2 separate regions of the Homo sapiens genome follow, and region 2 is linked to region 1. A link is an interaction called in ENCODE POLR2A ChIA-PET data of the cell type or tissue named here. Cell type or tissue: MCF 10A. All regions are shown on one strand. Each heading gives the region's core, and the rest is flanking DNA. Links, peaks and the distances in the headings are about the cores only.

The links. Peaks named below come from ENCODE experiments on the same cell type or tissue, not always from the same donor. Only the 100,000 strongest peaks of a DNase experiment are listed, where the experiment ranks them.
Region 2: POLR2A ChIA-PET joins it to region 1 with 5 read pairs; 6 of 35 experiments call an interaction of 5 or more read pairs at or near these places.

Annotation. Positions count from the first base shown.
Region 1 is chr1:214,532,940-214,540,576 of GRCh38, forward strand. The region is part of intron 1 of PTPN14 (protein tyrosine phosphatase non-receptor type 14); the gene reads right to left. It also overlaps the pseudogene KRT18P12. Among named protein-coding and RNA genes, the nearest start is that of PTPN14, 15 kb to the right of the region's middle. In MCF 10A, for the core only: no CTCF peak of the experiment used is centred there; a DNase peak (open chromatin) is centred at 4,452.
Region 2 is chr1:214,413,032-214,420,668 of GRCh38, forward strand. PTPN14 (protein tyrosine phosphatase non-receptor type 14) reads right to left here. Exons shown (of 19, transcript NM_005401.5): 4 at 1,598-1,695. LOC124904508 (a long non-coding RNA gene) reads left to right here and starts at 4,127. Exons shown (of 3, transcript XR_007066875.1): 1 at 4,127-4,215; 2 at 4,674-5,948; 3 at 6,323-6,941. RefSeq lists an enhancer at 6,520-7,082. In MCF 10A, for the core only: no CTCF peak of the experiment used is centred there; DNase peaks (open chromatin) are centred at 3,580 and 5,520.

The sequences.
Region 1 (7,637 bases), core at 1,448-6,447:
AATATGACAAGCTGGCTCGGAAGAACCGAGAGGAGCTGGACAAGTGCTGGTCTGAGCGGACTGAGGAGAGCACCACAGTGGTCACCACCCAGTCCGCCCAGGTTGGAGCTGCTGAGATGACACTCACGGAGCTGGGACGTACGGTCCAGTCCTTGGAGATCGACCTGGACTCCATGAAAAATCTGAAGGCCAGCTTGGAGAACAGCCTGAGGGAGGTGGAGGTCCGCTACACCCTGCAGATGGAGCAGCTCAACGAGATCCTGCTGCACCTGGCGTCAGGGCTGGCCCAGACCCAGGAAGAGGCGCAACACCAAGCCCAGGAGTGCGAGGCCCTGCTGAACATCAAGGCCAAGCTGGAGGCTAGGGTCACCACCTACCGCTGCCTGCTGGAAGACGGTGAGGACTTCAATCTTCAATCTTGGTGATGGACAGCAGCAACTCCACGCAAACCATTCAAAAGACCACCACCTGCCGCAAAGTGAGTGGCAAAGTGGTGTCTCAGTCCAACGACACTAAAGTTCTGAGACATTAAGCCAGCAGAAGCAGGGTACCCTTTGGGGAGCAGGAGGCCAATAAAAAGTTCAGCGGTTTAAATAAAAAAAAAAAAAAAGGCTGGGTGCGGTGGCTCACGCCTGTAATCCCAGCACTTTGGGAGGCCGAGGCGGGCAGATCACGAGGTCAGGAAATCAAGACCATCCTGGCTAACACGGTGAAACCCCATCTCTACTAAAAATACAAAAACAAAAAATTAGCCGGGCGTGGTGGCGGGCGCCTGTAGTCCCAAATAATCTGGAGACTGAGGCGGGAGAATGGCGTGAACCCGGGAGGCGGAGCTTGCAGTGAGCCGAGATTGTCCCACTGCACTCCAGCCTGGGCGACAGAGTGAGACTCCGTCTCAAAAAACAAAAAAAAAAAAAAGAGAGAGAAAAAGAAAAAAAAAAGTAGTATACTGAGAAAAATATGGGGCCAAGAAAACAAGGAGGATGAAAATGAGTTGTGTTTTTGTATTTTTTAATGACTTTCAAAACAAGGTAAGAAAATTATAAGTGGCTCTTGTTTTACTCAATGTAATAGATCAATAACAATAGAATTAGTTCTAAATATTTTTTAAATACCATCATTCGTAATTACAAAAATTAAATGGTAAGCAATTATGAAATCAACAAAATGAAAATTTCAAAACCCAGCACTAGCAGGATGTGAGGAAAGTTGTAAACTTAAAGATTGATGATGCTGCTATAAGCTGATAGTTTTTCCAGGGAGCAATCTGGCCATATGTAACAAGATCTACAAGCAATTCTTGCCTCTAACCCACAGAACCTACCTTGGAAACTAAACCCTAATGAAGAACTCTCCAAGTAAAATAAATGTAATTTGTTCATCTATGTTTATAGTGATACTTTTTGTAATAGTTAAAATTGGGGAAAATCTGAGTATCAAGCCACAAGAGAATGGTTAAATAACCAATCGTGGTATAATAAAAGACGTTATTGGCCGGGCGCGGTGGCTCAAGCCTGTAATCCCAGCACTTTGGGAGGCCGAGGCGGGCGGATCACGAGGTCAGGAGATCGAGACCATCCTGGCTAACACGGTGAAACCCCGTCTCTACTAAAAATACAAAAAACTAGCCGGGCATGGTGGTGGGTGCCTGTGGTCCCAGCTACTTGGGTGGCTGAGGCAGGAGAATGGCGTGAATGTGGGAGGCGGAGCTTGCAGTGAGCCAAGACCGCGCCACTGCACTCCAGCCTGGGCAACAAAGCAAGACTCCTTCTCAATAAATAAATAAATAAATAAATAAATAAAAGACGGAATTATTGATCCCGAATCTTTGCTCCCTTCCTATAAGATATCCCATCCAGTTCCCTGTGACTTGCCTGGGAATCATGTGGGATGAGTGGAAGTCCTCAACCCAGTGAGTCTTGGCTTGGTCATGTGATATACTTTGGCCAATGGGATGTGAAGAGACAACCTATTCACCATCCCCTCGCACAACAGCTTTCAATGACGTTACATGCTTCTCATTACACTACCACTCTTTGATGACAATAACTTCTCATCAAAACATGACAAGTTATATAGTAGCGGATATAGCAAACATATATTTGAAAAAAGGTCATGAAAAAGTAAATAAAAAATAGGTAGACACAAAAGATATCGATATAAGGCAAGCCAATGAGTACCAGAAATTAATTGAAAATGATATAATCATTTATAATTATTTTTGTCAATGAAGTATCTGTTTATACTTCATCTGCACCTACATCTATATCGCCACATCTTTTCATTCTCATTTAGATGCTACCTCTTTATAAATATATTTTTCAACAATTCTGTACATACCATATTCATAACAGAAATATTTCTATCCAACACGCTTTGTCTGCTTCAATGACATAAAGATTAGTGAACACTTATGGCAAAAGTAAATCTAGTGCAAAGGTTATTATTCAACCTTTCACATGTACGATTTAGGGTTCAACAATTCTTTTGTCAGATTATAAAGAAGGCAACTGTAAAAAACAGACAAAAGCAAGAGTTAGAAGAAAGTGTTTGCTGGGCTGGGCATGGTGGCTCACACCTGTAATCCCAGAACTTTGGGAGGCTGAGGAGGGCAGATCACCTGATGTCAGAAATTGGAGACCAGCCTGGCCAATATAGTGAAACCCCATCTCTACTAAAAAATACAAAAATTAGCCGGGCCTGGTGGCGCATGCCGGTAATCCCAGCTACTTAGGAGGTTGAGGCAGGAGAATTGCTTGAACCTGGGAAGCGGAGGTTGCAGTGAGCCAAGATCATGCCATTGCACTCCAGTCTGGGCAACAGAGCAAGACTCCATCTCAAAAAAAAAAAAAAGGATTTGCTGAGATAATCCACTTCCTTGTCATCAAACATTGTGTGAAAGCAAGATCTCAAAGACCCTCACCTATATGAGGGTAAAGCTGTGTTACCACTGAATTTATCTTTATGACCTACATTAGAAATTCCATTGCATCTGTATGATTCAAGAATCACAAAAATGTTCACTATATCAATCTCACTCATAATTAATCCTAAAATAAATTCAACAGCAAAAAAAGTATTAATGTGAATCATTTTCACTATCATCTTCTATGCGATAGCAAGAAATGTAAAATGTGCATGCTTTCAATAATAACAACAACAAAAAAAGGCCAGGTACAGTAGCTCACACCTATAATCCCAGAATTTTGGAAGGCCAAGGCCGGGGTGGGGTGGGGGTGGGGGAGATAACTTGGGGCCAGGAGTTCGAGACCAGCCTGGGCAACATGATGAAACCCATAACTATGAAAAATAAAAAAATTTGGCACAGGATGTTGGCATACACCTATGGTCTTAGCTACTTAGGAGGCTGAGGTGGAAGGATTGCTTGAGCCCAGGAATTCAAGGTTGCAGTGAGCTATAATCACACCACTGCACTCCAGCCTGGGCAACAGAGCAAGACCTTGTCTTTAAAAAATTAATTAGTTTTTTAAAAAATATTAAGAGGATTTATAGTATATCAATTGTAAAGATACTACAAATATTAGTTATTAAGACTACAAGTTAGCTGGGCATGGTGGCTCACACCTATAATCCCAGCACTTTGGGAAGCTGAGGCGGGAGGATCACTTGAGCCCAAGAGTTCGAGACCAGCTTGCGTAACCTAGTGATACCCTGTCTCTACAAAAAAATAAAAAATTAGCTGGGCATGGTACCACATGCCTGTATTCCTAGCTACTCAGGAGGCTGAGGTAGGAAGATCTCAAGATCTTGTCTCAAAAAAATAAAAAAATACAGAAATTATGTATAGATTATGAAGGAGTATATAAAATTACAAGTATGAAATTATGTCTACACATGAACATTAACTATTAGGTTGATGTCAAAGTAATTGTGGGTTTTGCCATTACTTTTAATAGCAAAAACTGTGATTACTTTTGCGCCAACCTATAAAAAACATCAAAAAATTTTTAAATAGCTGGTCATAGGTTTGTGGCTAAGTTTATACCAATTTTTTAAACATGTTGGTACACTGAGAGAAAAAATGTCTAATATTTGTATTTACAAAATCTGTACTTGCTATGAAATATACCCACGTCTCTCAGTTACAAAAGAATCTGGTATGCTTCAAGTTTCTAAAAACAATTTATTTTAAATATCTTTCTAATTAGGACAACCTTGAGTTAGTAAACGAAGCACATCCAGTTTGATTTTTATCATTTCCTGATAACTTGAGCTCATTCCTGGAACATCAATGGTTTTTACTATATTCCCTAGTTTAAAGATGATACCTTTCACTGCTAGGGAAAATAATGGGTACCCCCGGTAGATACTAATGAGCAGAAGGGCTGCTGCAGATCAGGTCTAGGTAACGTTTTCCTTTTTGCCTTTGAGAAGTGGTGATGAAGAGTGGATACAAGCACAAGCTCTGGATTCATGCCCAGATTTGACACTAGGCTCCATCATTCACTAGTATTTGCATGCCATGATGTTACATAGTAAACCAGTATTTATTTACCAGCTGTAGGATCTTGTGCAAGTTACTTAGCCTTTCTAAGCCCGAGTTGTCTCATCTACAATAGGCCAAAGATAGTGCTTACTTCACAGGGTTGCCGTAAGGATCAAGAAAGATAATCCACTGGACAAAGCACTTGCACACGGTAAGTACTATACTAACTAAAGGCCAATTAATATCAGTCTCTCTCTGCTGGTCATCTAAGGTGTCATCAGGCTTACATTTTACCATCACCTATAACTACTTTTACTTTCTGTCTCTAACTACTTTTCCTTCAGTCCTCTTAGGCATCACTGAAGAACTAGGGCTCCTAAGAGTAGTTTGATAACCATCTATGACGGTGCTGTCCAAAAGAAATATAATGTGATCCATAAATGCAAGCCACCTATGTAATTGTTGATTCCCTTGTAGTCACATACAAAAGTAAATCAAGACAGGTGAAATTAATTTTGACAACAGATTTATCTCAATATACACAAAATATTATGTCAACATATAATAAATAAAAAATTATGAGATATTTTACTTTTTTTTGATAACAAGTCTTCAAGGTCCCATGTGTATTTGACACTGACAGCAATATCCCAACTCAGACTAGCCACATTTCAAATGCTAAACAGCCACATGGGGCTAAAGGCTACGTTATTAGTTGCTGATTCTTTTCAAGATTATGACCACAGAAAAACATCTCCACTTTCGAAAACATCAAAATGCATTTATTAAACAAGCTGGTGGATAGACAAAAGGAAAGAATGAATGGAAGGAGGAAGGAACACATGTACTTGACCTACACAGACTTCTGAGCCTAACGTGGTGGTTAAGAACTTGGGCTGTGGAATCAGAGAGAACGGGTTCACATGCCACTTACTCCACTTACTAGCTGTGAGAGCTGAGCAAATAACTTCTTTAATTCTCACATTTCTCAAGGATAAACTATAGATAAAAATAACATCTCCTTCATAATGTTGTTACAAGTTTAAAGGTTATAGCAGAAAGGGGGTTTCTATACATAAAGCTCTGCTGTATAAAAGGCCAAAGATAGGAGTGGGGAAAACCGATGAAGAGAATACTGAGCAAATTAGCTTGACATAAGTAAAGAGGCCATGGTGGAGAAAAGCTGTTCATATTATTTATATTCACAATGCCTGTTACGTGCCCAATTACACAAAACAATTTGAACAGAGGCAGCTATTAATAAAATAATTGCAATGGCATTTCTAAAGCTCTCAGTGGCTTACAACTCCCCAGCCTGCTTGCTTGCTTGCTTCTTGGCAGTATTCTAACTAAGTAAGTGGGGGAGACAGAGGGCAGAAGGCCAGAATTTGCAGAACAAAGATTTTTCCGTACTGTATATATTAATATTAACCACATTTTCTAGCCTCCATAAGCCAAATGGATATATCTGAATTTTTCTTTGAAGGATGAGATTCTCAGTGTCTCAAATTTAAACTGAACGTTACTCTTCAATGTACTATAAAGACATTAAACTAAATGCCTACTGCTCTTTAAACTTTTCTTGAAAATTGATTTTGTGAATAATTCCTGATATTTTGCTTTGAATTTGCTCTTGTTATGTGCTACAAAACACAAAAGTCTAGCTATTTAAAAAATTAAAGTTAGTTCTGGTCTGCTAATGATGACTTTAAATGTTTAATCATTTTAACGATCCAAGCCACTACATGGTCTAAATTAGATGTTGAGTTTCTTAAAGACCACAAACATGTCTTCTCTATCCAGGTAACTTCTAAACCAAGATTTCTCTGGTAGGTATTCCATTTACTATTAGTGCCCTTCCATATTACAGGTGTTCCATAACATAGATTTTTTTTAAAAGATTCTTACTAAAATGAATTTAGCTTTGAAACATTTTCATTTACTGCAAGACTTCTCAGAGCCTTTAATGTCAACACACACAGATTTCAAAGTACTGAGCTCAGTCACTATTATAGTTTTATCATCTACAAATGAGAAAAAAATGTAAACCAAGAACCAAACAATAAGGAGATAGCCTAATTGCCCCATGGAAATAGGTGGTCTTTGCACTTCTGGCCTGATGTGCTGCTCACTGTGCATTCTCTTTTATCATACCCAAAAAGATATTAATGTTGAATACATATACGGTAATTAATCTATCAGAATCCTCCAAACTAATTTATTCCAAAGGAATAATTTACTATTATTTGAGCTAATTTATTCCAAAGGAAGGAAGGGAAGAAGGAGGAGGGAGGAGTGAGAAAGGCAATAAAGAAGAGGGAGGAGGGAAGAGAGGAGGAGGGAGGAAAGCAGTTTGAATAACTACTAAATATTAGTGCATATTCACGGGCAAAGCTAAAATTCCTAAACACATTCATAAGGATGAAGGGGCACAAAGTACACACTCATACCTAACCTGGCACTCAGAAAACGTGCCTCATTTTAGGAACAACCAAACAGCTGCTCAGCAGAAGCACTGCACAAATCATCCTCCCCAGCCTTTATTTTTAGACACTTCTTAGGTAAAACAATAATTTTCTAAAGAATATAATTAAGACTGGTAGATGTCATTTCATTATTTTGGAGTTTTAATTTGTTTCACATCAGTCCCATTTTTCCCCTCATAAATCACATAATTATATAATATTCCATAAGAAATTCCTTACCTTTGAATAAAAGAATATATATGATCTTTTAAAAATGTACTGATTTAAAAAGCACAATCCACCCAGGATGTTAGTCATTATAACCCACGGATTTAAACACACAGGGAGTCTAAAAGTCAGCCCCATTTTTCAAATGATAAATTGAAGACTTGCTTATGTGTCAAAAAATGTGTACCTTCATCATTTAAAGCACATTTTACAAAATGTATAATGCAAAAGAATAGGCCTAATAGATCACAGTATTTCCTGGGCAGAAGGGAATGCTAATTGCCTCCTGGAGTCTTAAATGAAACCTAATTGCTGGCTTGAGCTGTCACCACTGACCCTAGAAACAGACTGGTGCACCCTTCATAAACCTAATACGGCATAATCCTCCTTTATTATGGTTATTACAGCTCTTCAGTGGGACACATCTGCCACAAAAATAAACTGCAGCTTCTCCTCTAAATGGAGGTGTCACTTCTCCACCCCAGAGCAAGCAGCGC
Region 2 (7,637 bases), core at 877-5,876, 120 kb before region 1:
GCTAATTTTTTATTTTTACTTTTTTCGTAGAGACAGAGTCTCGTTTTGTTGCCCAGGGTGGTCTCAAACTCCTGGTTTCAAGTAATCCTCTTGCCTTGGCCTCCCAAAGTGCTGGGATTATAGGCATAAGCCACCACACCCAGCCCAACGAAAGCTTTTTAAAAGAAGAAAGACCCAATTTGACAATGAGGGACATATTGATCTTCTCCATTATTTCAACAATGCTACCTCTGATTTCTCTATCATAACTGGCCATTGTTTCTTCCCCTCCAGTCTTTAAGCAGACAGAGGTGATACATCAGATTTTGCCTGTTTCCATCCACAGAATTACAACAGAAGCTAACTGTATAGAAATTACACTTCTAACAGAAATTGTTAAGTTGTTAATACTTCAGAATGAAAGAGGTCAGGAGAAGGGCTGCCTCTTCAGACACTTAAATCTGAGATGATTCAATTCAGCCCAGTGTTTGGGATGGGAAGTCAGTTCACACCTTCTAAAACAACAGTCCATGCAGGAAGAACCCAGCTGCTGGCTGGCTCACACTTGCAGATAAGCTGGTTTTCAAGAAAATGACTAAAAGGAAAAGTTTCTTTTCAAAAACTATATTACCATCTTCTTGCTTTTTTAAAAAAATGTTTTTAATTTTTACTTTTTGAGACAGAGTCTAGCTTTGTCACCCAGGCTGGAGTGTGGTGGTGTGACCTCAGCTCACTGTAACCTCCACCTCCCACGTTCAAGCGATTCTCGTGCTCCAGCCTCCTGAGTAGCTGGAATTACAGGCGTGTGCCACCATGCTTGGCTAATTCTTGTATTTTTATTAGAGACAAGGTTTTACCATGTTGGCCAGGCTGGTCTCGAACTCCTGACTTCCAGTGATTCACCTGCCTCGACCTCCCAAAGTGCTGGGATTACAGGCATGAGCCACCGCGCTGGCCTATCTTGCTTTCAATATGGCCTATCTTGCTTTCAGTATAACTGAAGGCAGTTAAGCCACCACTCAATAAACCATAATGTATAAAATATACATATAAAGTCCCACACATAACAATTTAGAGAAGGCAAAAAACAGCTATGTAATATAAACCTTTATAGGATGGATTGAAAGATAAATTCAGTCCAATACACATTTGTTGTTTCATGTTACAATCATGGATTTTAAATCTACCTCTTTAATTGCATTAGAATGCATTATACTATAATGTTTAAAGCTATCACACTCAAAGAAGTTGTGATAGTAACACCTTTGCAGCATCAAGCTACAGAATATGACCACATTGTGCCTTGGAATAATTCTGAGAAAATGTTCCACAAACCCTGAAATGTAGCCTTAATTAAAGGCAGAATAAAAGCTGCTATTTCCTCATATAAAACTGTAATTATACAAGCATGAGCAGTTTGCAAACAGCTTTGAGAAATCTACCACCCAGCCACCAAAAATCACTAACTTTGCATTTTTCACGTAAGATAACTTGAAATAAAAAGGGAGCATTACTAAGGGATCATTTAAGTAAATCTAACTTCTCACTCTGAGAGGCCAGCAACACCATGATCAAACAGAAAATGGAATTTCACATGCTGCTCATAACTATGTCTTACCTTGCACAGCTAGGCCGGCTAGCCGAATCACCTGGTCCAATGTACATCGTAATCGCCCTTCAAGCACATCTTTTTTGACTTGCAGGTAATACTGATATCTGTTCATGGGAATAGAGGAACAAACAACCTTAAAAACACATACTTGGAATATATTCCCACAACACAGATGCCTCTAGATGTAAAACCTTGTGTACACAGCAGGACATGCCTGTGATGCTGATAAAGGTCATTTCTATAAAAGATGGAAAGTGACCTCTGCCTGTGTTTATCTTTGTTTGATGTAGCAGGTGCCACATCCTGTTCATTCTGAGCTTGAGAGGATTCTCATCACATCACTTATTTGTAGGCCAGCGGGATAAACCACTGATAAGGACCAGGTCCTCATAACAGAATCCGAGAATGAAAATACTTTTGCACACCTGGAGACCCACGACAACACGACTGCCAAAGCTACACTCAACAGTGTGCGTTCCTGAATGCATTCTAGAAACACATCACCTTTCAAACTCAAAAGTTCGGTAAGGCAGATCACAAACAGGCCAAATAATTTGTAATTCCACTAAAAAATCAAATACAGTTTTCACCTTACACATCTGTGAATCAGAAAAATCTAATCTGATGCAACTTTCGAAACTGAAGTAAATTCTCAAACCAGCAAAGTACAGATGGACAGAATCGTGCCCAAACACATCAAGTCTCAGACTAGACAAGTGCCCTCAGGAGCTAATACAGTGTACTGTTTCCCTACCAATAAAATAGCCCTCTTAGAATTACCTAAAACATTTAGAAAACTTCTCACTCAAGACGTTTATTTCCCAGGACTCCACTTCCTTTGCCCATACTCTCAACACATAGTCACAACGACAACAATCACATTTCTCTAGCATTAATTCCTGGTAAATGCTAACAATCCTTTTGCTCCTGGTAACTGTAACTCTGTATTTTAACTTCACTTTGGCATCTCAATCAAGGGAACCCATAAGTGAACCAAAGCCCAACTTTCCTGGAGAGAGGCAATCGGCGCTGAGAGCTAATTACTGCTGGCTCTACCATGTTGATGTCACAGGCATCATTACACATCAGTCAATCCAATGCCTGTTTGAGGGAAGGAACTGGGCTCCGTGCATGCTCCAGTAGAGTCCTTCTTCTCTCCTCTTGGGTGTACTAAACAGGATAAAGACAGCCATACCACTCTTTGGTGGGAAAAACCTATACTCAAATCAGAAGGGCAAACACTGGGAGTTACTTAAAAATCCTTTTTAGTCAAACCTAATATGGGCTAGAAAAAATCACGAAGCAAAACAAAAAGCAAAATCTCAAGGTAGAAAAGAATGGTAAATTTCACTGATTCCTACTAATTATAAAATGTTTGAATCTCATCTACATGCCATTCATTCCTTCTCATCTTTCTGGAGTGGTTTTGACTTATTTGCTGCTCTCCAAGCCAGAAAGACAAACAGATATTTTAACCCATAGCTATCATTCATGCACTTTCTATGGGTGTAAGTCTGCTAGATGCTGAGTAGTATCTTGGAGAGTGCTAAAACAGTCTCCACCTTACAAGGATGCACATATCTTTTTGATCGCTGTGATCATGTTTTTGTCTAGTGTACTATCTAAGGATTCAGTGATTAAGAACCAAGGAGTAAAACATCTGAAAAGGTGTTAACCTGGCATCATCTGCCAGAGGTAGAGCTTTGTTACCTGTTACCTTGGAGATGAAAATGATCAGCTAAGATTATTTATTAGAGAATACCTTTGGGAGTTGACCAGTAACCAATTAATCTGCCACCAAAACAACAGCTCTAGTTCTTAAAAATCTGCTGCTTCCAACTTTCATCTACAGCTACCATTTGTATAATGTGTCAGCAAGTTCTATTACAGATCCATTCTATCCTAGGAAACAGTGACTCACAATCCACTAGCAAGGAACACCAGGAACATTCCTAATCATGTAGGTTGGGTGTAGGATTTTGCTGGAATATAAAAATAAGGAGCTGAAGCAAGCAGGGCTCTCTCCTGGAAGCCATCCAAACTAGGAGAGAATCTAAACAGCAGCAATGATAGGGTGCTATTACCACGAGATTGTGGGTACTACTGTGTAAGACTGCAGAAACGAGAATGAAATTCAAACCACTTTGAAAATTGTTTGGCTGGTACAATTTTGCACAAAAGGCAGTTTTATAAAATATTATAATTCTATCGAATATGATGACTAAATTTGACAACAGGAGTTGAAATTCTATTTCTAGAATGCCTGCTCTTTGCTTATTTCTCATTAGCGATTCAATTATAACAGTAGTAAAATATAACAGTGAATTCTATTTTGGAAGCATGCAATTTCATGGAAGTATACTCCACCCTGTCATAGCTTTGGGTGGAGGGGAAAAGGAAAAAAAAAAACAACAATTTTCATGCCAGGAAAGTAAGCATTTGCCAACTTTCCAAAGAGATCCTCTTTGAAAATCCAAGCTCACAAGGAAAACTTTTTAATATTTTTCATATTCAAAGACCTGGAAATAGTCCATCTGACTCTTGAGGCCCAATGAATGGTTTTAGGTTAGGATTCTGCTCTGCCTCTAAGAATTGGTGAACATAATTTTGCTTCTCGAATGAAGGTAAAATTTTGTATTTTCAAATTTTTAAATTTTGTTTTTAAAGATTAACTTTTTATTAAATACAGATTTGTCGGGGTGAAATAAAAAAGGCGTCCTAATAATCAGTGTTATCTATTGGGAACTAACATGCTATGACCTAGTCTCTGGGGGCCTCATCTATCTAGAATCTCCTCATCCGATGGTAAGAAAATAAGTGACTTATCCAAGTCACTTCCTCCCATAGGAGTTTGAAAAATCAAGTTTGAAAAAATGCCCTGTTGGGTCAAATCAACAGAGCCTTCAGTACTTTTGACAGAGTATCAAAGGATCCCTTCAAAATTATAGCCCATAACAATATCTTCAACATTTAGAGATGAATTGCTAAGATCTTCATGCTCTCTTTTAAATTCATGTATGAGGAATTTATCTCAGCACGTCTGCAACTGTGTTTTACTTGCAATTCTGTTCATGCTTCTCAGAGTGAGCAGGTCCGTGTGGTGTTCTGAAAGCATGGGCTGTATTACCACAGAACTACAAATAAGGCACCAGGAACTCAGAGGCCGGGTACGTGTTGCTTTTAAAATATTTCACCCACCCCTCCCCACAAGTGAAATCTTCATTCCAAGTCCAGTTCAGCAGACGTGCCCAAAACAGGAGAGAGCCATGTAAAACGGTTAAAGCCTTGGCATCTGATTTTGGTCATACTACCACCCTAGGATGCAACATGCTCAGCGTAAGTCACAGGATGGTGAAGACAGGAGGAGCAGGGCCCTTGCCACGGTTCCAAATGTCTGCTGCCTTCCCAACAGGGTCATGCCTGCCTACCTCATTACTCCTGGGACTAGCTTTGGGGCCAGTGAAATGGGAATGGAAGCAGGAAGTGATTGTTGCTCCCAAGCAAAAGTGTCCAGAGCCAGTGACCGGTTCTCCACCTCTGCTTCCCTTTGCTCTGAGGCCTGCAGTGAGCAGGGAGGGCAGGCTGCTCAGTGAGCCTGAGCCCTGGGCAAAGACAGCTGGGAACAGAGCCTCAGACGACCCACAGTGGATCTGTCAGGTGGGCAGCAAATAAACCTTTGTTTGTGAAAGCCACAGAAGCTTGGGGGCCATACATCACTGCAGCATGATGGAGCCTAAGCTATTTAATAAGGGAAGGATTTTTAAATTCCCAGTCCAATCCTTTCATTTCTTAGAGAAGGCAACTGTGTTGAGGGAGGAGAATGACTTGTCCAAGGTAATACTGCTTCCTTAAAGACATGGCCACAACCAGATCTGGGCATGAACAACCACAGGGATGAAGGCAGGATCTGATCCCTGCCCATTCTGGGCAAACCACCAATTTCACTGAAGTCTAAAAATAAAAGTGAAAATAAAACACCACTACCCGGTGATTTTTATGATGCTTCTAAAGAAGGGCTTCAATCACCAAGCTTTTCTCCACCCCTACTTAGACAGTCTGAGCTACAGCATATGAGGCAAATGTTGAAATGAGAAACTTTTCCATAAAAATCCTATTACAGGACATGTTTCATATTGTGGCCAATGGTTATTCAGATCTGTTTTTTCTCCTGGCAGCAGCCTCTGAGATATTTCACTTTTCTGCCCCAGAGATAGAAGGAAGGGAAAGAAGACTGAGTTATACATTTTAACTACATGTTAATTTTCGAAGAAGGATGGAGGGATAGAAGTAAAATCTACAGACCAGAGTTTCTGATTGTAGGCTCCCATCTGGAAGGAGTGGCTATGTCCAACAGCAGGTACAAACTGGGCCCTTATGTGTATATATTTCTAAATGCAGATTTTTAAAAAGTAAAATGCAATTCATCGTCAGTATCACACACAGGCGTTTACTTGTTTGCACTGAGCAGCTTCTATATTATCGATCATAAAAAATGTTATCCAAATTTAATAGCACATATCAACTATTCATTACTCCTTCTCCCCCTACTCTCAAGGAGGTCTGAGTAAGAAAGAAAACTTTCTTTCCTAATTTGAAAAACAGGTTAGTGAAAGCACTCTGTAAGCTGTAACTACCAACCTGCAGAATCATTATCATCACACACGGCTCCTGGTCTGCTCTTCCCTCCTCTAGAGTTCAAATTTAGTTAAACCAACTTATCTCTCCCCATAGGCACGGTCAGTAGGGATGTGACAATTTGGAGAGAGGGGCCATCCTTAAATTCCTCACTTTTTGAAGCCTTTCCATAAAACTACTGGAGTGGAGGACCAGACCAGGACCCGGAAAGACAAATTGTCCTGTCACTGTTATGAAGAGCAGGGTAAGACTTAAAATGTGCTTTCCTCACTAGAAAACTTTCTTCATAACTAGCAATATCAGAGGAATCTTGCTAGAATGTACTGGAACCCAGTTCTCCCAAGTGCAGCATGTACCAAAGTGCCAGACAGCATTGGTTTCTGGCTGATGTTATATTCTGCAAATGGAAACGTTTCTCTACTATAAAAGACAAAAAAAAGAGGGAAAAGAGACAAGTAGTCCTAGAGTCCTGGGGTACAGGAGAGCAAAGGGGAATAATTTAAAATCTTAGATTGACAGAGATACCCATAGGAAGGAACCAACACATTCCATCCATTCCAGCGGGTGTTCACAGCTGTAAATCCAGATAAAGGACAGGGTGGCCCATGCTGTTCTCTGTCTGCCAGGACCAGATAAATACTATGTATGCAGGCATGCAACCAGATAAACCTGAATGCCTCCCTCCCTCCATCCCTCTATCCTCAAAACTCTTGAGAAGAATTTCAGTTTATGACTATTAAAGTCTAATAATGCGTTTGGTACCTGACCCATGCACTATCTAAAAGCTTTTACATTTAATGACTGTTCAAGTTGACAGTCAATTAAAAGTCTGCACTGTCTAACAAACTACAAAGCGAATACTCCTGCAACTATGCAAAACTGAAATAACCCCATAGGGAGGGGGAAAACACAAACAAACAAAAGGAAAAGCTACAACTAAAACTCTAGCAAAGATACCCTTAAAAGGGAAAGTTTTTCTTCTAGGCTTTTTCATACTATAAGCTAATACATGTACATGCATGAGAAGAAAAGCATGTGCATATACCCAAACACAGACAAGATTTTCTTGGCAAACGTTCAAGTCTAGAAGTTTTCAACATTCATTGATCAATAAATACCCTATTTTGCCAGAGACACCCAACTTCTTAATAAGATTCCTTCAGTTTCAATGAGCCAAAGGATTGCAATTATTTCCTAAAAAGGATAATATTTGTTTAAATGCATACAAAGACACACACAGGCCTTAACTAGTGAAAAAAAGCCAATGATAGCAAGGTGTTGCAAAAGAGAAAGACATGCCACGACCTGATCCTTGCTTTCTGCTCTTGAACTCTTGCATTAATTATAACAAATTACAGGGAATCCAAGTACTGTTTATAAGTATAATAAATTCCCTAATAGTAGCCTATCA